Regions from separate parts of the Homo sapiens genome. Here region 2 is linked to region 1. Evidence: chromatin loops called from intact Hi-C (ENCODE). Cell type or tissue: GM12878. All regions are shown on one strand. Links, peaks and the distances in the headings refer to the core of each region. The heading gives the core; the rest is flanking DNA. Region 1 overlaps GNAQ (G protein subunit alpha q). Region 2 overlaps LOC107987083 (a long non-coding RNA gene).

What was found. A loop is a pair of places that touch in the nucleus more often than their neighbours do. Peaks named below come from ENCODE experiments on the same cell type or tissue, not always from the same donor. Only the 100,000 strongest peaks of a DNase experiment are listed, where the experiment ranks them.
Region 2: it touches region 1 in a loop (5-fold over the local background); 1 of 110 quality-filtered maps calls a loop at or near these places.

Annotation. Positions count from the first base shown.
Region 1 is chr9:77,820,127-77,832,163 of GRCh38, reverse strand. All of the region lies in intron 2 of GNAQ (G protein subunit alpha q), which reads left to right. Among named protein-coding and RNA genes, the nearest start is that of GNA14, 180 kb to the right of the region's middle. In GM12878, for the core only: no CTCF peak of the experiment used is centred there; a DNase peak (open chromatin) is centred at 4,583.
Region 2 is chr9:78,364,688-78,376,724 of GRCh38, reverse strand. The region is part of intron 1 of LOC107987083 (a long non-coding RNA gene); the gene reads right to left. Among named protein-coding and RNA genes, the nearest start is that of PSAT1, 74 kb to the right of the region's middle. In GM12878, for the core only: a CTCF peak has its summit at 6,903 (motif pointing right); no DNase peak of the experiment used is centred there.

The sequences.
Region 1 (12,037 bases), core at 2,585-7,584:
TGTAGAAGAGTTGTATGTGATGGGTACAGTATGGAGAACATTAAAAAAAGTGTTGGAAAAGCCAAAAAAAAAAAAAGTGCTCTAATCTCTCCAAAGGATGTCTTTGACCTACATGTGCTATATCCTGAGAGTTACCCAGAGCAGAGGCACCTCAGGTGAGAAGAGCACATGACACTGAGCCAGTGGAGGATTCTTCTGCTGGTTAATGCATTATGAGAAGGAGCTGGCGAGGGCAATTACATACAACTAGTTTAGGTCACATGAGACTCTGATAGTCTTAGAAAACTGAAGGCAGGTATATAGATACATAAAAGTGTTCATGAATACTTATTACTTGCAGCTCATCCATTTTCTTTAAAGATTTTCATTTAAGGGTACAATTTCACAAAATCATGAACAGTATTTCTGTGATCAGATAAGATGTATTCTCTATATAGCAGTGTCCATTATATCACGTGGGCATTTTTACAGGCACAGTAATATTAAGGTCAAGATGTTTAGTGATTCTAGCAACAAAACCAAATATTAATACACAGAGTATGAAACAGATAATTCTGTCACATTGAAAGCGTATGTCATCTGGTCCTCAGAATGCTGTCTAGTAGTTTTCCACTGTATTATATTTAACAGAGGCTTTTTATAAATACAGTCATACCAATTAATAATTTTTCCACTTCTGGTGGGTGGCCATCGTAGATACTAGAACACATTATCAATGATATGAATGATGGTTTTAAATTGCATGGGTGGAAATTGATCCTCCTGATTTTGGTGTGGGATACTACTGAATGCCCAGTGTAGACTGCCTTTTAAACTGCATATGGTCCTAATTTTTAAAATCATGCACTCCATCATTAAAAGTTATTTTGGCTTTTCTTAAAATTCTATGTGATGAAAATTTTTAATCCTTTGTGATATAAAACATTTTAATTCTTTTTTAAAAAATGATTAATTTGTGACACATTAATCCAGTGGTCTGGTAGTAAGTTCTGCTTAAGTCACTACTTACTTTTAATGTCTCATAAATAAAAGAAAACCACATAAGATATGTAGTTATAAATGGAAGGAATGTTACTAGCTGTGCTTACATCATGATTCTTTCTCAATCTTATTCACCAATTATGCAAAGGGTTTTAATTGAAATTTTGCTAGTAAGTGTCCATCTTCACTGATGTCAGCTGTTCTTTCAAACTAACTGAAAGATGTTGCATTATTCATGTTTAACAAATGGGTTAAAAACTCCACTGAAACTCTTTCTTTAAAGGACTTTTTCTCAAGTTTTACAAGTTCACACATTGATTGTGTGTGTGTGTGTGTGTGTGTGTGGTATAACACCTTAACAGTGGTTTTGACAGCAAAATCATACCACAATGGAAACATATCCAAATATCCATTTTCAAAATGCTTTTTTTGCAGCACAAGTTTTCTAGCAGTTGCTTTCACACTCATTGTTGAAATGCTCTTTGGCCTTGAAGGGATAGATGAAATATGTTCATACAAAAATATCTGCCAGATAGGCTGCCACTTCAGCCCCTTGTGATGACAACAACAAAAAAGGTCAGCATATTTGGAAGACTAACATTTTGTAAAAGAAAAACGTGTTTTTAAGTTATCTTTAAGTTATTCAGGTCTTTCAAAACATAAGAAACCGCTTGTGTTTTAACAAAGATACTTAGTAACGACTCCTTAGAACTCCTGGTCACCACACAGGGACATCAGACAAGTCCTGGCGCCATTGTTACTCCATGCATTAAATATGACAAAACTTACTATCTTTGTCTTCCTCAGGTTATATGCATAGGTTTTGATATTTTCTCTCTGTGCCCCATGGATGATGTGTGCCCCATACTTCAGATACCAAGGTCTCTACCAGTGTAGACCACTTGGGGGGGCATTAGAAAACCTTGGCCAGGCCAACCACAGTGGCTCACACCTGTAATCCCAGCACTTTGAGAGACCAAGATAGAAGGATGGCTTGAGCATGGGAATTCACGACCAGCCTGGGAATCTAGGGAGATCTTGTCTCAACAAAAAAATTCAGAAATTAGTCAGCCATGGTGGCGCATGCTTGTAGTCCCAGCTACTTGAAAGGCTAAGATGGGAACATCACCTGAACCCTGGAGATCAAGGCTGTAGTGAGCTATGATCGTGCCCTGTACTCACTTCAGCCTGGCAAAAGAGTAAGACCCTGTCTCAAAAAAAGAAAAAAAAAATTGGTCATGTCTCAGACCAATTAAATCACAATGTTCAATGGTGGGATCTAGACATCAGAGTCTTTTTTTTAAGCTCCCCAGGTGATGCTGATGTTCAGCCCAGTTTGAGAAGCACTGATCAGCACTTTCCAAACTTTAATGTGCACACAGATCACCTGGGGATATTGTTAACCTGGAGATCCCTATACAGTGGATCTGTGGAGAGGCCTAGAGGTCTGCATTTCTTATAAGCTCTAAGGCGATGCAGAAGCTGCTTGTGGGTGGACCACTTTGAGTCCAAGAGCTACATCAGCCCTCCCCTCTGTTCTCTGATTCATTCTCTTGGGCTCTCAAGGCTGCGGGTGGGCCACAAAGCTGCAGCTGTGTCGAGAGGAGCTTCAAGCCGCAGTCATTGCTGCTTCATGTCACAGGGAATTTTATTGTGAACACTAAATAACACTTTTCTCATCTGTAAAAGCAGGATAGTAGTCAGATGTGTCCTTGGCTTTTCCACTTTATTTATTGAAGAAAGCAGGGAACATAGTATGGTTTTGGGCTCCTCATTGCAAGATGAGCTTAACACTACTATGGAGAAGCCAGGAATTATTACTTGGCTGCCTCAAAAAATGTTGAATTATAAGGATGTGAAGAAGAACAATAAAAAAGATTATTGATAGCATTGGTGGGAATTTGTTTTTATTTTCAGATCTGTAAGCATTCGTAGCTTTCATGTAAGAATAAAAACCTTCAAATAAAGTAATACTTAGGACTCTAAGGTGTTTCTTATATGTTGGGTTAGTATTCAGCCCCTACTATTGATAACACCATACCTGTGTTAAAATGTCTGAAAAAGTATAATATTATAGCTGCTTCCCCAAGTTCCATGAATGGCCCCAGCAGCTCTTGTCCCACCCCAGGACATCCTGGCCTTTTTGTGATCCAGCACCTAAAAGGCTGATGTGAGGCATGACGAGGAAAGTCCAGGGCCTTGCTCTGTTCTGTTTGGCTGGTGCCCATGCCATACCACTGGTTAAATATTTTAATTTCACTTTAGCCATGTTTGAATGTGTAATCATAAGGGCAAGGTGTCTCAGCCATTATCTAATCCAATATTCCAGTTATAGAAGTCAACCCTTAACATATAAAGGTTAAGAGACTGGTCCTAGACCATAACAGAGGCTCCCCCAGGCCTTCCAACTACTTTTTCTGTCCTGTACTGGTCATTGTATCATCTTTTCCTCAGTCTTGTTAGATCACATTTCAGGACAAATATATAAGAAGGCAAGACAGCTCAGCCCCATTGTAGAAATATTTATTGATCTAACATGAAAATTGTGCTAGACTGCAAGAAATATTAGTCTCTGACCTAAAGTAATTTACTGCATTGTTGGAAATTCTTTATGTACAAAACATGATCAGTTAAATAGCAGTGACAGGCACGATACAGCTTGGTGCCCAACAATTGTGCTGTGAAGACTGTGAATGGCCCAAAAGAAAAAAGTAATTAGGAAAGGCTTAATTACAGGAGGATGGGTAGGATTCTGGAAAGTCTGAGGCCCTACTACATACACATCCATTCTTCACCAGATCTATAGGTTAGCACCTCCTGTGCAGTGTCTACTGGCAACACACTCAGATTGTTTCTGATTAAAATTTTGAATACATTTGTTTGAAATTGTCCATTTTTACAAAAAAAAATTTTAATTGCTATATAATTCATCTATCTTAAATCTGCTATTAATGAATAGAAAATAAAAGAGAAGAACATTTTCATGAAATGATAATTAACCCAGGTAAAGGATTCAGAAGTTTCTGTCTATAACTGCAGTGGTTTGTCACCTCATACCACCATACCAGCTCTGTTTTCACTGCCCCTTCTTTTTTTTTTTTTTTTTTTTTTTTTTTTTTTTTTGAGGAGGAGTCTCACTCTGTCGCCCAGGCTGGAGTGCAGTGGCACGATCTCGGCTCACTGCAAGCTCTGCCTCCCGGGTTCACGCCATTCTCCTGCCTCAGCCTCCCAAGTAGCTGGGACTACAGGTGCCTGCCACCATGCCCGGCTAATTTTTTGTATTTTTAGTAGAGACGGGGTTTGTTTTCTTTCTCCTGCCTTAGGTTAAAAGAGATGAATTTCTTCCTCTAACTCATATATTTTTTAACAAGAGATTGGTTTAATAAAAAATGTTGATGCTCTAGAAAGATTGATATTTCTACCAACAAGTAAAGGGAATTTTTAAATATTTAAAATGTATGTAAGTGGTGCCCCTAGAAATGAGAGAGAAGAATGAAGCGGTCATTATATACTATCCAGTACACTCCTTGTTTGCAAACACAGAAGAGGTTAGTAAGAGGTTATCTTTGCTCTGAAAGGCAGTTTCTGTATAGGTTCCTCCGAGTGAAGATCAGAATGTTATCAGACACTGGCTGTAGCTCAGATGACACAGTAAAAAGGAAGTAGGGGCTAAATTTAGAAATTACATGAAAGCGTTTCAAAAATAAATATATAGCTAAGAACACATAAAAGAGGCAATATGCATTTTTATCTCCTTGAAAAAGCAATGCAAGTTGCTCAGTTTTTTTTTTTTTTTTTTAGTTATTTAAACATGGATTTGGTTTGATTTCATGACCATTGCTACATCACCAATCACTTTAGCTTTTCATGGGAAGCTCATCAGAATTCAAGCAGAAGAGCATGCGTGGATATGCTGTCTGGTAAAGTCTTCACGCACATGTATTTCCATATCTTAGACAAGGTTTTATTCAGGTTGTGGTCTTTGCCTGTTTTAAAAACTCAACATTGAGATTAATGCAATATAATGAAATTCGGCCTTTTCTAGAGAGAAAAAAAAACCTTTTCTATGTCACTTTAAGTCAACATGCTTCCAGTTGCAAAACAGTTATGGCTATAAAATAATCACTATAATTATTACATGTAACCCATATCTTGAGAATTTAAAATGGCATTTTCTTAAGATATAAAACTGATAGTGCTACAGCATGTTGGTAAGAACCGTAGAAATGATTGTTTTTGTAACAGATCCCCAAAGATCTTACACCCAAAAGCGTTGTTTTACTGAATACAAAAAAAGGGTTGTGTAAGGACATTTCACTATCATTCCTCCTGAGTCATATCTGAAGTACAAACCAAGGATTGTTTCTGTTTACTGACCCGTTAATGTGTGCCTATTACTATACTGTTTTGTATATATTATTACATTTAAACTTTATAACGGTGCTGTGACATAGTTATCATTACCTCATTGGAGGGATAAGGAAATTGAGGCTTGGAGAGATCCCAAAGCAAGTAAATGGGAACATGGTTTGATTCAATGTGTTTGACTCCAAAGCCGTAGGCCCTTATAACACTGTGCATATGACCACCCCTGACAACCCAAACCATGTGGTACCATTTGGCACTTAAGGCGTGCCTCAGTTCCCTTGTTTAGACTTGTGTGTGTTGGAACTCATAACACAAGCATCTAGGGCATAAATTAAAGGGATAATGGGGAAAGAACATCAGAAGATCCCAGGTGCACGTTTTTTAATGGATTCTAGCCAGGAAGCTGAGAAAATGCCCACTGGTAGGAGTCAGATTCAACATAATTCTCAGTTCTGTGGAGAGTTCACAAGCTTCCTTATCACACAAAGCACACAACAAGGACACCAGCGTTATGGGGAGTTGGGCCTGGGGGTAGGGTGCAAACTCAGATTATTTCAGGGTCAGGCAGGTAATGAGAAGCTGGCCAGGTTCTATTCTTTGCCATAGCATTGTTTGTTTTTGCATTATAGAACACAGAATATTTTTCACTTTCATAAAAATATATGTACTCTCTCATTATTCTTGACAATAGTGGGAAGCTATTGGCAGCCTTCTTAGCTACAGCCTGTTGTCCTCTTGGAATATGGATGCAGTGTTGCTGGGACTTCTAATTTGTCAAGAGAATTAGGACATCTGTTTTTGGGGTGTGTTTTTTGTTTTTGTTGTTTTTAATGCTAAAGCTCTTAATTTTAGATATTGACCCCTTTATAAAATTTTGCTGTATCAGGTAGATGTGCAGACTGTTATCTCACATTTAGGCCTCTTATATCTAACCCAAGTCTTCCCCATGCATAGGTTGATCATAAGTCCTAGTTTGCCTGAGATACTTGTGTTTGCACCTGTTGTCCCAGCCTCCCGCCTGTTTAGCATTTATTCCAGTTTTTTTATTTTTTTAATGAAGCATTCTTATTAATAGCTGCATTAAAATAATCCAGGATGTTTTTAACAGACATTCACTTTGTATTTCTAGATTCTGCCTTTGCAGTTAAACAGACTTCTCACTTTACACTTGGTTGAGTCTGATATCCCTTCCCAGATGCATTGTTAACTGCATCTCTCTTTCAAAGACAGCGTGTGGGCATTCCTGCTAATATGGAGTAAGCTGGGACAAAAGTGACTAGGGGCAGCCAAACTCTTCCAGTCTGAAAGATGGTGGAGAAGCATGTGGTGCTGCTGCCTTTACCGTCTGCTTGAATCAGCTAGTCATGCTATGGTCTGGCGTGTAGGCTGCCAGGTCCACGAAGACACCACACTTCTGTGAGTAGGGTCAGTGGGCAGTTGCTAGGTGTATGTGAAATGTGTGTGGAAAATGAAGGCTGAAGCAGTCTTACTGTGGAGGTATGAAAGATTTTGCTTTATCATTTATTGTTTGGTATAAATCTGTTGTATTGTTTGATAATGCTTTTATTTTGCAGCAGATCTTTTTGGCCATAATAAGTTTTTTTAGAAACTTGAAAATGCATGTTTAACAAAAAATTAAGTACTGTATTTTTGTTTCTAAAGAAAGTTGATAATGTGTAATTCATATAAAATTATTTATCAGTACTTAACATTCACCATTGTAGCCATGAATATAATCAACCACACAAAATACGAAAGACACAAATCTTCTGCTTCAAGAGTTCGCTGTTATTTTCAGAAGACTGTGCCCAAAGATGACATTTTAGCATGTGCAGCAGCAGAGAATGCATTTTTATATCACTCTGTGAAGCATGACTTTTTGTTTAGATCAAATGACTTTCTTTCCGAGTTAATTTAGCTCATTTTTATTCCAGGTTTTCTTATGCATGTACAAAAAAATGAAGCAATAGCAATTAATCTGTTAATTCTCTTAGCAGAAGAAAAACTTTGCAGGTAATTGATGGTTTGTTTTTTCTTCATTAATTCATGGAATCGAGATGAAGCTTTTAGAAGTTCATGCTGATAAAGTGAAATATCCAACATGGTTTTGATTGCTACAGTAAATGCTTTTGCTTCTTTAAAAAATTTTAAAAGTCATTGTTCAAAGTAATGTATTTTGTGGTAATGATACGAGTATAATTTTTCATGGAGCATAGTGTCATGGTAAAATACTGTATGTATTAAATTAATAAACTAGTGGACCAGAAATATTCTTAGAATAGTTATGGCTCACACATAAATCACAGTTGTATCCAAACAAGCTGCAATAATCTATTTATGAGTTTCATCTCCTAAACATATTTGTGAAATAATACTATTCTGAACTAATACCGAAAGATAGTTCTATGAAAATATTTGAACTGAGATATTTATGTCTTTCCATTTGAAAAACATAATAGAGTGAGATTACTTACCATTCAGCAGACCTTGTTCTAAGCTTACCAAGTATCTGAACCAACAAGAGAGGCCGTTTCTGAATTAAAACTATTAAGGTCTACCAAGAAGAGCATGGTTGAAAATGTTAACAGTTTCAAATTTATTGACCTAAAATAGTTAAGGCAATTTTTAAGAATGTTACAAACAATTCTATGAAATAGTTAAATACATAATATGTCAATATTGAAAAAATATAGTTCTCTGAAGGATGTTAGGGACATGATGTTAGAAAGAGATATGGCTAAGAACATGACTAAAGTACATGAAGGTACCAAGAAAAGTATTTCTGCTCATTTTTTACTTTAAAATCTACATTGATTTATCAAAAGTTTATATTTTAGGAAGATTTTATATTTTGAAAAATTTTTTAATGTGCACACTTCCTTGAATAATATCAATGTAATAAAATAGATTTGCTGGTCAATAAATACTTTAAAGACATACAACATTGATATGGTTTGGCTCTGTGTCCCCACCCAAACCTCATCTTAAATTGTAATCCCCACTTGTTGGGGGAAGGGCCTCATGGGAGGTGATTGAATCGTGGGGACAGATTTCCCCTTTGCTGTTCTCATGATAGTGAGTGAGTTCTCATGAGATCTGATCGTTTAAAAGTGTGTGGCACCTCCCGCTTCTCTGTCTCTCCTGCTCTACCACGGTAAGACGTGCTTGCTTCCCCTTCACCTTCCACCATGATTGTAAGTTTCCTGAGGCCTCCCATTCATGCTTCCTATACAGCCTGCAGAACCGTGAGTCAGTTAACCTCTTTTCTTCATAAATTATCCAGTCTCAGGTAGTTCTTTATAGCAGTGTGAGAACAGGTTAATACAAACATTAACTGTTTTGGTAGCCTTTTTAATACTCAAAAGTGTTAGTAGACTATAACTATATTATTATACTCTCAGTGGAAAGTTAACAGTTTCTCAGCAGTGGTCCAGGTAACTTTTTACACTTCTTATCTATAATATTTTCAAAATTTGGGTCTTTATTTAAAGTGACAAATTATATAACTTACTACAAAAAAACCAGGCCTTGTAGGATGTGAGTTATTTTCCTTCCCTTCTTCCTACTTAAATTCTAGGCCAGGCGTGGTGGCTCACGCCTGTAATCCCAGCACTTTGGGAGGCTGAGATGGGCAGATCATGAGGTCAGGAGATTGAGACCATCCTGGCTAACACGGTGAAACCCCATCTCTACTAAAAATACAAAAAATTAGCCGGGCGTTGTGGCAGACGCCTGTAGTCCCAGCTACTCAGGAGGCTGAGGCAGGAGAATGGCATGAACCCGGGAGGCGGAGCTTGCAGTGAGCCGAGATTTGCCACTGCACTCCAGCCTGCCAGCCTGGGTGACAGACCAAGACTCCTTCTCAAAGAAAAAAAAAAAAACAACTTCTAAATGCTTCATTACCGTTTTTCATAGGATAAAGAGGTATTGTTTTTGTTTCTTTATTTTTATTAATGGAACAGTTTCTGGCTCTGTTAAAGGGGCATTTAAGCAAGGTATTCTAAAAGCTCTATTCCTTCCCCAAGATTCTAGGAAAGTGAGCCTTTTACTTTCAGTTTTTCCTAACACAATTTCTTGAATGTCTGAAGCTTCAGTGGTCAGATTTCACATGGGATGTTCCAGAAAGATGATATTCCCTATGTAAGACTCTGAAATTCTTGGGAGCATTTGGGCCTTTTTTTTTTTTTTTTAATCAAAAAGCTTGTTCTTTTTATTTTTTCGCCTGTCTGAATTCTACCAACTGAACAGGGAAATCTTCTTTATCTGTTTTTCCTGTTGTCAAATAAAATAAAATTCCAAACCAGCAGCAACATACTCCTCTGGTTAATGAGATTGTAGGAGCACAGACATTACAAAGGACTAAAATGATTAGGCTTTTTCTGAGGTATAATATCAGGAAATGAACCACATAACATTATGTGATCTCAGAAATGAAGATGATATGAATCTATAAAGCAGGCATTTACCTATTATGCCAGGGTGGGGAGAAATCAGTCAATGAGTTGTTTTGTTGGTATAAAATCAACCTACAGTTGGTTGTTAGGGGTCTCAGTCTCTAGTCAGTGTTTTCAAAACATGATTTAATTCACCAACAGTCTCGTCAACAGATCTGGAGGCAAAAAAAGCTTCCATGGTCAAACAAGTTTGGAAAATTCAATAATATCCCCAATGCTAGGCTCATGGATTTATAGCACCTTTCTAGGTAAGGGCCATTGCCTTTTTATAACTTCTGTGTTCTGCAGCACAGACCTCTGTTTGACTATTTATAACCATTATTCTCCCCATTCTCTTACTTGGACTTCAGAATCCATTTGTCAAATACCTATTAACATTCCAATTAACTTAGTTTTCCATTAACTTAATTTTCCATTAATTAATGTTCCTCAGATATTCTTTGAAAGTAGTCATACAGACCATACCCTAATTGTTTTGAATTTTAATGAATATGCATATCTTTAATCTCTCTTTTCAATTTTTTTAAATCAACTGTGACTTTGTATAAACTCTCTGAAGATAAACTAGTTTTTTTGGTGGTATTAATAATGCATACATACATACACACACACACACACACACACACACACACACACCCATACTAGGATAGTACAACATCATAATTATGAAGATAATAGTAGAACTTCAGAGAGTGCAAAATTTTAAATTGTACCCCAAGATTTTATAGACCTGAAGGCAGTGTTCTTTGTAATGGAATTATGTAATTATATCAATCAACATACTCTGGAAGTGTTTGATGTAGGTTTTGCCATGCTGCATCAAGCATCTGACCTACAATGTCATTGATACTGATAATTATGACATTACAGACAAACATGAAAAAGGAAAATGTTAAGCAAAGAACCAAATAGAAGAATATTTACATGGAAAATGGTAGTGGTAGGGCCAAGAAAGAGATTGAGTTCTCTGAAAAGAAAAAAAAATATATTTTAAACAATAAAGGAGGGGTATTTCCTTTACCCAAGAAGGAATCCCCATTCTATGTTAGAATGAGCAAATAAAGCCTATAGGCCAGCAAAACCAAGAGGAGAATTGTAGTTCCAGCAAATGTTTTTTGGGAAAGACAGTATAACTATAGTCATTGATTATCTTGGTGACCATAATGGAGATTAAAAATAAAAATCTAATGATAGAAGAACAAACTTAATAATGAGTTAATAAATCAGTTTGTGAAGTCTTAATGAAAGGATATGTGGCAGTTTAATAAACTTTCTTCTCTAACATTGTAATCTAGAACATTGTATTTAACATACATTCTCTATTTTTCCTTTTCATCATTGTCTTGTGTATTGTCTAACACATGAGCGATAAATATTTGTTGAAATAATTATTAATGGTACTTTTGAGATACCACAAGATTTCATAGTAATTATAATATTTTGTACTAGGCATTTTAGAAACATCTCTTTTACTTTTCCTAACAGCCCTACAACAAATTGTTCCATCTTATAGATGAAGAAACTGAGGTTCAGGAAGGTTGAGTGACTTGTCTAAAGACACAGGGCTGGTACATGACAGAGTTATTATTGATACCTGATTTGGTCTCAGGCTGTTCAAGTTCTTCCTCTTTGCTACTGTGGTTCCCAGAATTACTAATTTGAGATTCAGTAGTCTCCATCTAATGCCAAGTTTAAGAAGGACATGGAAGCTTAGTAAAGGAGAATCAGTAGATCCTTACCACTTAAAGACTCCACACAGAAGATCTTTCGTTTTCATGAGGGGCTTCAAAAGGCTGTGTCATGTAGTAATTTCTAATTTTGCTGAGCCACATGTTGAATCATAAGTGTGGAGAGGCTGTTTTATGGGAGTGAATCACTCACAATGAGAACCCAGCCAGCAGCAGTTCAGTATGACTTTGCTGTTCTTTGTCATTTATGCAGTAATGCTCAGAAAAAGATAAAACAACAACTGTCACTCTGCATATAATGCACCTGAAAGGTCAGGGTTCAGGTTCTAATGAAGTCAGAAAACGTGAAACAGTCTGATAAATACAGTTCACGTCCAAGTTTTCTGCAGGAGATTTTATGCTAAGCAGTATTTGCAAATTTGAGAACTCAGAGATCTATTATCCAGTCAGGGCCTCCAGACTGTAATTTCACATTTGAGCAAATTTAGGCTTCAGTGACTTTCCCAATGTCACAAGAATCTAGTAGGTATTTGTACCATGGTTTAT
Region 2 (12,037 bases), core at 3,928-8,927, 540 kb before region 1:
GTGGTAGGAAGTGTTCTCAAACCTACTTGGCTGTGGAACGCTTTTGGGTGCAAGTATCTTTTATGTCTGTAATTCAACAGAATCCACCTTGGGAAACCCAGGATTCGATGTTCTCTGATGGTTTCTTTTCCCTCCAAAACTAAAGTTTGATGAGCCCAAGTCAGAATCATAGCAATTTGGGACATTAGGCTACATAGTCTCTTGGTTACATAGTAGCCACCATTATGGAAACCCATATGCTATGTGGGCATCCCACCTCAAAGACAAAGACTGGCCAGAAGTGGTGGCTCATGCCTGTAATTCCAGCATTTTGGGAGGCTGAGACAGGAGGATCGGCCAGGAGTTTGAAACCAGCCCGGGCAACATAGTGAAACCCTATCTCTACAGAAAAAAAAAAAAAAAAGTAATTGTAAAACATAGCCAGGCATGGTTGCACGTCTATGGTCCCAGCTACTTGGGAAGCTGAGGCAGGAGGATCACTTGAGCCCAGGAGGTTGAGGCTACAGTGAGCTATGATGGTACCACTGCACTGCTGCCTCAGTGACAGAGTGGGAACCCATCTCAAAAAAAAAAAAAAAGACAAGGACTAAAATTGCTCTATCAGTTTTAGAATCCTCTCAGTCTCCAGTGACAGAGAGCCTGACTGGCATGACAAAGACATCCCCAATTGTCTCATGTAACAGGAAATCTGGGAGAAAGCAGCCCAGATGCAGTGATAATCTAGTCTCAGGGATCCAACTAGCTTCTGTCCAATTTTCTTTTTTTGATAACTCAGGTTTGCAAACCGGCTGCTACTGCTCCGGGCATTGTATCATTGTAACAGTGTGCTACACTAGAAGAAAAGGGTGGGCAAAAAGCTTTCTCCTCAAAAAATAACTTTTATGCCTTTTTATCTGAGAAATTAAAAAGTCAGCTGGATATGGTTGCTCACACCTGTAATCCCAGCACTTTGGGATGCCAAGGCAAGGAGGTGCTCAGGAGTTTGAGACCAGCCTGGGTAACATGGCAAAAACCCCGTCTCTACTAAAAATACAAAAATTAGCCTGGTATGGTGGCACACATATGTAGTCTCAGCTACTCAGAAGGCTGAGGTGAGAGGATTCTTTAAGCCCGGGAGATGCAGGTTGCACAGTGAACTGAGATCACACCACTGCACTCCTGCCTGTGTGATAGAGTGAGACCCTGTCTCAAAATAATAATAAAAAAAAAAAGAAACAGAAAAAGAAGTCTTTCCCAGAAACTGCCAAGGGACTCAGCAGCCAGTGTCATGTAGCCACTTAGAGCTGCACAAAAGGCTGGCAAAAGGAAATGGGACTACTACAACTGGCCTAGACCTCCCTAAGCCATCCCCTAGGGCTGAAAAAGAGCCCTTATTCCCTAAGGTCAAGGGATCTCCACCCCTACCTCAACAAAATAGGGGAGACTTCATGAGAAAGAAGTGGGGGTAATGATAGGCTGTATGGGTCTCTGAGTCATAGCTCCCATGTGTCTAATGACTTTAATGGCCACCAGTAGCTCCTGATGGTCCATGAGATGCACATCACCCACCAGCCTTGACTGGCAGTGGCACCTGGAAGCACGGTGTTGGGAAGTGTCTACAAATGAAGCATTTGTAGGATCCAAGGAAGGAAGTGCTGTGCTTTATAGCAATGGCTGCAGTGCACATGGCATAGGGGACTCACAAGCAGCTGAGTGCTCTGTGTGACCATTCTTTTCTTTCTTTCCTCACAGAATAGTCCCCACCCTGTGACAGGTGAGCTTCAGTTCATCCTAGTCTAATGGCAATTCCTATTTTCTTCCCCAACAAAACTAGTCCCCACACCGTCTCTGCTTCTGCTGCTGGGTATCTGAATGTCATCTGCTCATATTGAGGAGGAAAGGATGAAGCCCCGGAGAGGCATCGGCAGGTGGAATCCCACATTCCTCCTGACATCTGATTGAAGCACAAGTAAAACAAGCCTAATGCTGTCCTCACCAAGTTCTAAAGATGACAAACTGTACTATATACACAACCCTTGAATCAGAACTTGAGATAAATCGATTTGGAAACTTTGTACCTGAAAAATTGTCTCAACCTAAGAGCACCAGTATGTCTGCATCATTTTTAGTATCTATTTTTACAAACCACTTTTCAGAGGCACTATAGCAATAAGTCTAAAGTGTTCCATTTCCAAATCTGAGCATTTTTATGCAAACTTTTCATCTTCCTGGGGCATACGAGTCCAAGAAAAGCATTTCATTTATTGAAAGGTCTGCATTGCAAAGCTTTGCCCTGCTAGAATGCAGGCTCTATGACAGTGGGACTTTTGCCTGGTCTGTTCATTCAGTATCCTCAGCACCTAAGCCACTGCCTTATCTAAAGCGTTCCATAACTACTTTTCAGATTAATGTCACAGGATGTCCATTCCTCCTGTGCTATGTGATGTGTCCTCTACCACTTTCCCCTTGAAAATTAAGGTCTTGATGGAGCATCCTTTGACATCAGTGGCATGCCCCAGATGAGAAACAGGGCTATGTAGAAGGCAGGCAGGTTGAGTCAAAGCCATCTATTCAGTGTTAGGTGAAAGACTCAGGAGACAGAGCATGCAGCACAGGCACTGGTTATAGGTCCATAGGAACAGCTTTCTTCATAAGGAGCCATGCTGTGCCAGGAAGTCACTTAATAACAGCAAACACTTATATAAGTGCCAGGCCCGGTTGAAAGTGCTTTATTTACATTACCTGGCTTAATCCTCACAACAAGTCTATCAGGGAGATGCTGTTACTGTCACATCCTTTAACAGATAAGAAAACCGAGGCACCAAGTTAAATCGGCTGCTTGACGACTATCACACACACAGCAGCAGAACCTAGTCTACAAAACTGTAGACACAGAACCTAGATTCCTGGCACCCTGGTTTAAGTATCTGTGTGCATGACGTCTTCATCACAAGGTGGCCACTTTGGCTTCCGGGACCTCAGCCTTCTCTTTGTCAAAGCCAGGAGAAAGCGGGGTAGGATGATCGATCAATGGCTTTCCAACCATCTCAGCTCTAGCACTGTTTTTCAAAATAAATCTTACATGACCGACCAAATTCATAAAAACACAAAAGAGGAAGGTGGTTTACCAGGGGTTTGGGATGGAAGGGTCGAACGGGGAGTGGTTATTCAAAGGGTATAGAGTTTGTTTTGCAAGTGGAATAGTTCTAGAGATCTGTTTCACAGCAATGTGAATATGCTTTACTGAACTGTACAACTAAAAGTGGTTAAGATGGTAAATTTTACCTTCTATGTTCTTTATCACAAGAAAAAGAAGAAATTTTACCTGGCAGCTCGATAAGAAAAACAGGGGCAGGGCTGCCTGATTTAGCGCAAGCAGGGGCCCAAGATCCTAGCCTCTTGGCTTTTCCCAGATCCTTTCACCACCTCCACAAGAGCAGCCCCTAAGGCGGTTCCTCAGAGTACACGTTTAAAACCACAACACAGGACAACCTCTAAATTCTTTTTATGGTGATTCCAAAGCCTCAGATCAGATCATGCCTTCAAAAATCTCAATCTCAAAAACCCGCGGGGCCCCTCCATGCATAGATCATTTATAACTCCCCATCATGGTTCTTGAGATCTTCCACAATGTGGCCCCAGCTTAAGTGACCCCCTGAATCCTCCACTCCAGTCACATCTGACTCCACTCTTCGGCTTACTGGGTCAGGCACTGGCACGCCAGACATCACGATGTCCAATTTCCTGCTCCCGTTGCCTGCTAAATCCCATTTCCCTAGACTCTCCTATTCCCCTGTACTCAGAAATTATCACAACTGTCTCTTGAGCCTCTGTTCATTGCCTGTCTCATCCTCATTTGTGAAACAAAGGTGGTGCACTCAACTGGTACCCCAGCTCCAAAGGCTCTTTTGATTCCTACCTTAGCTATGGGTGAGACTTGATCTTCATCTCACTGTCACTCTGACAAGCTGCCCAATTCCCCTACCCTCTGTCTGTCCTGAGGGTTTTACAAGTACCCGGGACTCTCGGATGGAAGAGTTGGTGGGGAACAGTTGGGAAGAGACTCAGGTACAGAGGAGCTGTTGGTGATACCTCCTGCCATGGTTCTGACCCCAAGGAACAGGGAGAAAGTGGATACTAGGGAAGACAACCTCAGCCATGATCAGCCTGTAGGAAGGAGCACCACAGAAGGTAAATGGGAACACAGAGTCTCATTTTGTTGCCCAGGCTGGAGTGCAATGGTGCAAACTCGGCTCACTGCAACCTGCCTCCCAGGTTCAAGCGATTCTCCTGCCTCAGCCTCCCAAGTAGCTGGGATTACAGGGCATCACCGCACTAATTTTTGTAATTTTAGTAGAGTTGGGGTTTCACCATGTTGCCCATGCGGGTCTCAAACTCCTGGCCTCAAGCAATCTGCCTGCCCCGGCTTTCCAAAGTGCTGGGATTACAGGCATGAGCCACTGTGCCCTGGCACACGTTTTTAAGAAATAATCCTGACTAAAGCACAGAACAATTCTTATCTTTGTCTGTGAAGCTCCTTGCATCTTCCTGGAGTCCTGCAGTGACTGATGTTTCCATCATGTGTTCGCTCCACCAGCAGCCACAGTTGCCTGCCACTCACTACAGCACCCCCATCGCATACTCTGACCCAGCCCACGTAGAGTTGGCCGGAAGAGGGTACAGAATAGGAAAATAAGGCATCTGAAAGGGAAATGCATGCTTCCTAGTTTAGATCTGCATCAACTCCTTTGCCCAATACAGGAAATTATTTGGCTACCCAAACACAGTAACCCATTTCTCTTTGTTTGGGAACATGGTGATTATATACACAGGAGAGGGAGTAAATAAGATAAAGGACATAATGTGAGCTAGATTTTTCATTTGGTGAGCAGAATGAAAATCATTTGAACATATCCCTATGGAAAAAATAATCAATTTTTCATAGACTTGCTATAGGTTTCATAAAATATATTGCACACATATTTTTAAAGTAAGAAAGTGGCTTTTTAATGATACTTAAAATATACAACATGGCAAGATTTAAAATGTGTTGGAGGCTTGAAGTTTGGTACTGCCTGCTAAAATATAGATGATATGGATAAGCCTGTCTTCTTGGGATAAATGTGAGAACTAGTTTATCTTATTATAAAGCTAATAGGAAGGAACTTGGTATTCAGGCAGTTGAGTAATTGGTATAAATCCTCCCAAGATAGTACATCCCCTAAACTTCTACCATTTAGCGGTTGCCTATTGGTCTGTGTGCATTAAATAACTACTCTTAACCCAGAGGCTAGCAAAATATTGTTCACGTAGAAAAAGTCAACCAAAAGCGGAGTAAGCATGGTCGCCACCAATAGAAGTATGAACACCACTCGTTCAACAGATACTTCCCAAGCAGTGCTCTAGGGCGAGAATATAGACACACAATCAAGGTGGTCTGGGTTTTCAATCCCTCTTCCAGGCAGACTAGCTCAGCTTTTATGAGCAACTGGCTCGATTTTCTACAGCGATGGGCAAGCTTTTCACAGGAACACATCTCCATTGAAAGTGAAAGTAGTGAAAGTCCATGCCCCATAGCTTTGTCCAGCCTCTTACAAGCATTTAACGCAGATCTACAGGGCACAGGTAAGAACATAGAGGACAAACGCAACTGGAGAAACAGACATCTTCAAAGCCACTGCTGGTGGGTCGTCAGGGCCCTCCCTGTCCACAGAGCACAGGCTGCCCATTTGTCACAGTTATAAAAATATCAAGGTTTTTTCTCCACTCTCTGCCAAATAGGGATGTGCCTGGCATGTAAATAGCACTTCGTATATATGAATGAATGGGTGGATTAAAGAGAGAGACAATAAAGATTTTTAAAATGTACTTGCAGCAGATCCAATAGATGAAGAGCCAAGTTTACCAGAAAAATCACTCAGGTTTGCTATTCTTTGTTACACAATAAGTTAAATACTATTTCACTCTTTTGTGTCTAGCACCTTGCTTCAAGGAGCTATGATGACATTAAACATCACTGACTTCAGAGAATTTAGAGTCTAGCTGAGAAGACAAGTAACATGCCAAACTTATGATACCAAAGGTCAAAGAATGAGGAGTTTGCAGAAGGAAAGGTCACTTCGGACCAAGTTGGCTGAGAGGACTTCTGGGAGCCTTAAGAAGGACTTTAACAAGGGCATGGAAATATGGTAGGCTTTGAGTTACTAAAGGGTCACAGGCGGCATTTCACAGAGGTAGAAAAACAGAAACTAAGAGAAGCAGAAATAAGCATAGAGTTGGCCCGATAGCAATGACAGACCGCACCTGTCCTAATCCAGAGCTGTAGGAAATAGAGCTCTTATAGGGTGGGACCTTCAAGTGGAAGAAAGGATAACAAGCTGCCTGTGAAGTTGATTTGTTACATCGGGGAGGCATTCTAGGATCTTGAGTATGAGCGACAGGGAGTTCCTTCAGCATGATGAGAATTCACTGTAGGATTCCTTTCAAAAGCATGCTCCCCCTGACATTGAGTTAATGATTTCATTTGCACTCAGCTTTTCAATATCCCATCTCAGTCGTTCCCAATTTATGGACCACAGAGTTATGGCAGAGGTCTCTGAAGTCATATAAGCACTGCCTAGAGAGCAAGGAAGAACTCGCTCCCATACAGTGCCACTATTTTGTTCCAATAGACGTAGATACTGTGTGAGACATAAAATGCAAATGCATTCAAAAGCAACAGTAACCTGAGTTGCCTCAGGCACAAGCCTATGGCTACATATGAAGTCACTTCATCAATAACCCAAATGTCACTGGCTCCAATCTTCCCTGCTGCTCAAGCAGGACCTCAGCCTCCAGTAAAATGCCCTCTCCGGCATCTCTAGGAGTTCCCAGGGATTTTGCACTCATCCCTGCAAACAATCCCGTCCTCACCAGACAGCCACTGGGTGGCGCTGTGTCTGCACGACTTCATCACACACTCCCAGACCTGGGACCCCAGCTTGGCTAAAGTTACAGGATGGTTTACTTGGCGTAATAGGCAGAAACTCCTCATTCCTCTTCTGAGCTATTACTCCCAAGTAATATTTGTGCTACAATATATTACTGAGGATTTTTTTTTTTTTTAGAAAAATAGCTCCCCCAGTTTTTACTTACAACCCCTCAGCCATAAATGAAAACGGTTTTTCAACATGAATCCAGTGGAGATGGGTCAGGAAGAAAAATACCAGGGACAGATCAATCCCATGCTATGCTCCCAATCGCCCCTCCCATAATCTGCTGTTAAAATTTGCATCCTCTTTCACCTAGCAAATTAAACTAAGTGAGCAAGGAAACAAAGTGTAGGAGGATTTTCACTGCAGATTATTTGCAAGAGTGAAAAACAAGAAACAACAGAAACATCTCCTGGTACAGAAATGGTTAAAATAACTCCAGAATATAGGCAGCTGTTAAGAACAATGAGGTTGGCTTGTAAATATTGCTACAGAAGATCTCTAAGATGCATTGTTAAATGGAACAAGCAAATCAGAAGACATTAGGTTTCGTGTGGCCCAATTTTTTTTTTTTTTTTTTTTTTTTTGAGACGCAGCCTCACTCTGTCACCCAGGCTGGACTGCAGTGGTGAAATCTCAGCTCCCTGCAACCTCCGCCTCCCAGGTTCCAGTGATTCTCCTGCCTCAGCCTCCCAAGTAGCTGGGATTACAGGCACGCACCACCATGCCCAGATAATTTGTGTATTTTTAGTAGAGACGGGGTTACCCCATGTTGACCAGGCTGGTCTCGAACTCCCGACCTCAGGTGATCTGCCCGCCTCGGGCTCCCAAAGTGCTGGGATTACAGGCATGAGCCACTGCACCTGGCCTAGTGTGGCCCCATTTTTAAAAATCGGTGAGGTAGATATACATAGCTACGTGTTCATGTCCAGAACAAAACCTACCGAAGTATTGACAACCTTTCTCCTTTCTTCCCCATCCCTAAAGAGAAGTGTTTCCTTACCACTTGGATCCCTCAAGAAGTGATTTGGGAGATAATAATAACAAGTGTTAGAGTCCTGGACTGGCCAGATGGTTTTACACGTAACAACATGAAAGAGGAGCTAGTGGATGAAGGGTAGCGTCTAGCTAGGAGGTAGAGAAAAAGAGGTACCTAAGAGCGTTTACAAGGAGAGGAAATGGAGATCTTGGAGCAACTGCCACAAGACTCGGCCCAGGGAAGAGAAAGCTGGGTAAAGTAGGGTTTAAGTAAATTTTGCTGTGTCATGCACCGTGTGATCCTTTCAGAGTCCGCAAGTAAATCTATAACAAAGATCTAGAACACCCACAGAGGTCTTGTGATCAGATTTGTGTTTCTTTTGCATGTTTCTGTGCTGCCCATTAAGTGAGAGCAAGAAGCCTAGCTTAACATTGCAAATGGATAAAAAATGCAAGGAAGGCTGGGCGTGGTGGCTCATGCCTGTAATCTCAGCACTTTGGGAGGCTGAGGTGGGTTGATCATCTGAGGTCAAGAGTTCAATATCAGCCTGACCAACATCGTGAATGAAACCCCATTCCTACTAAAAATACAAAATTTGCGGGGCATGGTGGTGCATGCCGCTGATCCCAGCTACTTAGGAGGCTGAGGCAGGAGAATCGCTTGAATCCGGACGGCAAAGGTTGCAGTGAGCCGAGATTGCGCCACTGCACTCCAGCCTGGGCGACAGAGAAAGACTCAGTCTCAAAACAAAACAAAACAAAAAAATGCAAGGAGGGCGGCCTAAGATACTGCCCAAGTGATCACACCTCTGCAAAATTAGGTATAGTGGGCTTTGCTACAATGAACATATATTGCATTTGTAATTTTAATAGGCACAGATTTTACTTACACTCAGGACCAGGAGTAGGGTGGGTGAGATAAATTTAACAAGACCCTCACTCTCAGGGTCTTGCCCACTCAGAGGAGGCATATGACCACCCCTGTAAGGAAGTGCCTCCTCAAATTTTGCACCCTGGCCACCCTGCTTGCTCCATGGTAGTCCTGGCCCTGCCTCCCCTCTTCTTGTGACCTATCACAGTCCTGGATCTCATTTAACTTCAATCTGGGACACCATCCCCTACACACATTATACACAGTACTTTGTCATTTCAAAAACACTTTCATACGCATATTTCACTGGCTATTCACAATAATCTCTGAGGATGACAAGACTGGTATTATAATTTCCATTCTACAGATGAAAGACCAGAAATCCCAAGGTCACACTGCTGGCAAGTGGCATCAAACTCAGCCCAGTTCAGCTGACTCCAATGCCTCTATCTCCTAGAGTTTTCTGATGCCAGGGACAAAACATAAAAAATAAAACTTATATTCTCTTATGTGTCTGAATGGGTGAATCTCTGAAGTGAAACAAGCCCAAAACCCAAATATTCACCTCTCCCATCAAATAAGGACCTGCATCTTCCCTCCCCACCCTCCCCTTGGAAACTATAGGATACAGAAGCCCACAGGTGATAAAGTTCTAGCCCCAACGGCTGCCTCACTAGGTAGGCTAGGTAGGCGCAGCCCCTCTGAATTTTTAATTAACTGCAGCCTTTCTAGGGGGCTTACTAAGCAGGGCCTGGCGGCTGAATGGCACCAGGTGTGAACCACAGGAACTCTTTGGGAGTTGGGGTGGGGCATCTGCCCAGGAGACATTAGTCTAAGAGAATCTCCTAGAGTCAGACAATCCCAGCAGGAACTCATGCAGCTAATTGCGGTCAGCATCTCTAGCTTTTCCCCTGGAATGACAGCAAAGAAATACTGTAGCAGCTAGCCCAGAGTCAGCCAGGTGGCCTGCTGCCCAGCAGTTTGCTTAGGGAGTTATCAGACCCTGAAGTACCCTGTGTCCATCCCGCTATGTTTTAGGGTATTAGCAAGATCCCAACATTGCATTTCATAAAAGTGAATATCCCTCCCCCTGCCCTCTGCAGAGTTTATTTTGGTTGTAAAAGAATACATGCTTATTCTCATAGATTTGGAAACTATTGAAAATTATATAGAAAATACTTAACCAAAAATACTACACAGAAATAATTGCTGTTAATTTATCAGTGTGTTATCGTCTATGTTTTGCTTTTCACTAAATAGGATTCACACTACATATTTCGGTTTTTAGTTTAGATTCATGGGGTACATGTGCAGGTTTGTTATGTGGGTATATTGCATGAGACTGAGGTTTGGGCTTCTAATGATCTTGTTGCCCAGGCAGTGAGCATAATACCAGCTGGTACTTTTTTAGAAACTGAAATTGAAATATTAAATCAGCAAAACACTCAATTTCCAATTTTTTTTTCTTAAAATCTAAATCATGCTTGGCAGAATTCATCCTGTTCTTGTTTACCTGATTCCCTAAAAAGAGTACAGATCCCTTTCCCTCTAGCCTGGTTCTTAGGTACACTATTTTTTATTGTATTTTATTTATTTAGTTATTAGACAAGCCTCTGCCTCCCTCTTCTGTTGAAAAGGGGAATAACTTGCAGCCAACACAAATTCTAAATTTGAGAAAACATTAAAACGAAACTCTATCCTGGGATGTTTATATAAGCTGTGCAAAGTGGCCGTAAAGAGGGTCTGGTATTACAGTACTATCCATATAACACTCAAATTAATACTTCCCAGAAAAAGTAAACTTTAAATCAGATAAGATCAGATCAGGATAAATTGTACACCCACCTGAGTAGCTGAACAAAATCAATGAAGTGATTCTTTGGTCACTGGACTAAGAGATTCAAGATTGATTTTTCCCCCTTTTAGTAAAATATGAAACTCCCTTGTAACTTGAAGTATTATTGGAGTCCTGTATCTTATGAGGATTTATGTGGCAAAGGCATAGCAATTTATCTAAAAACTTTCTTTCAACAGCTATACAGATGGCTGAATTTGCATGATCTCATCAGGCAGTGATTTCTAAAAGCATTAACCTCAGAAATAGGGGGGAAGAAAAGGTTTCCTGCTAAGTACCAGGGTTCTCAATCACAAAATTAAGTATTCCTTTGCAAACTCAGTTATATCCTAATCAGTTATGACCTCTTGCAATATTCAGTGGTCTGCAGGGAATTTTGAGTTTCTAAGGGGCTTTCTGCTGTCCTGGAAGCACTCTGTAATAAGATTGCTTTATAGGAAGTTTTTCTTTTTGACAGAGCTGCTTATGCACCGTGGAGTATTGTTGTAAAGACTTAGCCTGGCTCATCTTATCCATGAGTGGTTGCTGCCTTCGGATCATCTGATGTGTATACTGTGCTTCTCCTCTTACTGAGGGTTGCCAATATTAAGCACTGACCTTGTATTAGGCCCTCTGCATATATGTGCATGCTAACAATTAAACATCATTATCCTCATTTCTGAGGTAAATAAACCGAGGATTAAATGTAACTTACCTGAGATGGTGATCGTTCACAAGGCAGTGCTGAGAAGCAGACCCAGACAGTGAGAAGGAGAAGAGAAAAAAAAAAAAAAAAAAAAGTCTGTGCTCTTTTTAAAAGAGGAGTAGAGGAGCTCTACTCCTCTTTTAAAGGCTCTCCCTCACCTGGCAGGAAGGCACACCTGAGACCACTCCTTCCGTGGTGATGAGAATCACCTGCGAAGCTTGCTCAGCACAGCTTCCCACCCCCACCCCTCTCCCTCGCCCCAGAGATTCTGAATCAGTGGGTCTACACTGGGCCCAGAAATTGTCTTGTTAACAAATGATCCAGGTGATACTTATCATCAGGCAACTGTGGGAATGGTCTTAGACCACGAGTCACCAGCGTAAAGGGCTAGAGAGTATTTTTCTGTTGTCAGAGAGTTGAGTTCAGTACTCAACCTGGTAGTAGTGCCACACGAGCAGCCAGAGATCATTTGCAAATGAATAGGCATGATTGTTATCCAATATTTTACTTATAAAAACAGGTGGCTCCCAGGCGCAGTGGCTCACGCCTGTAATCCCAACACTTTGGGAGGCCGAGGCAGGCGGATCACGAGGTCAGGAGATTGAGACCATCCTGGCTAACATGGTGAAACTTCGTCTCTACTAAAAGTACAAAAATTAGCTGAGTGTGGTGGCACACGCCTGTAATCCCAGCTACTC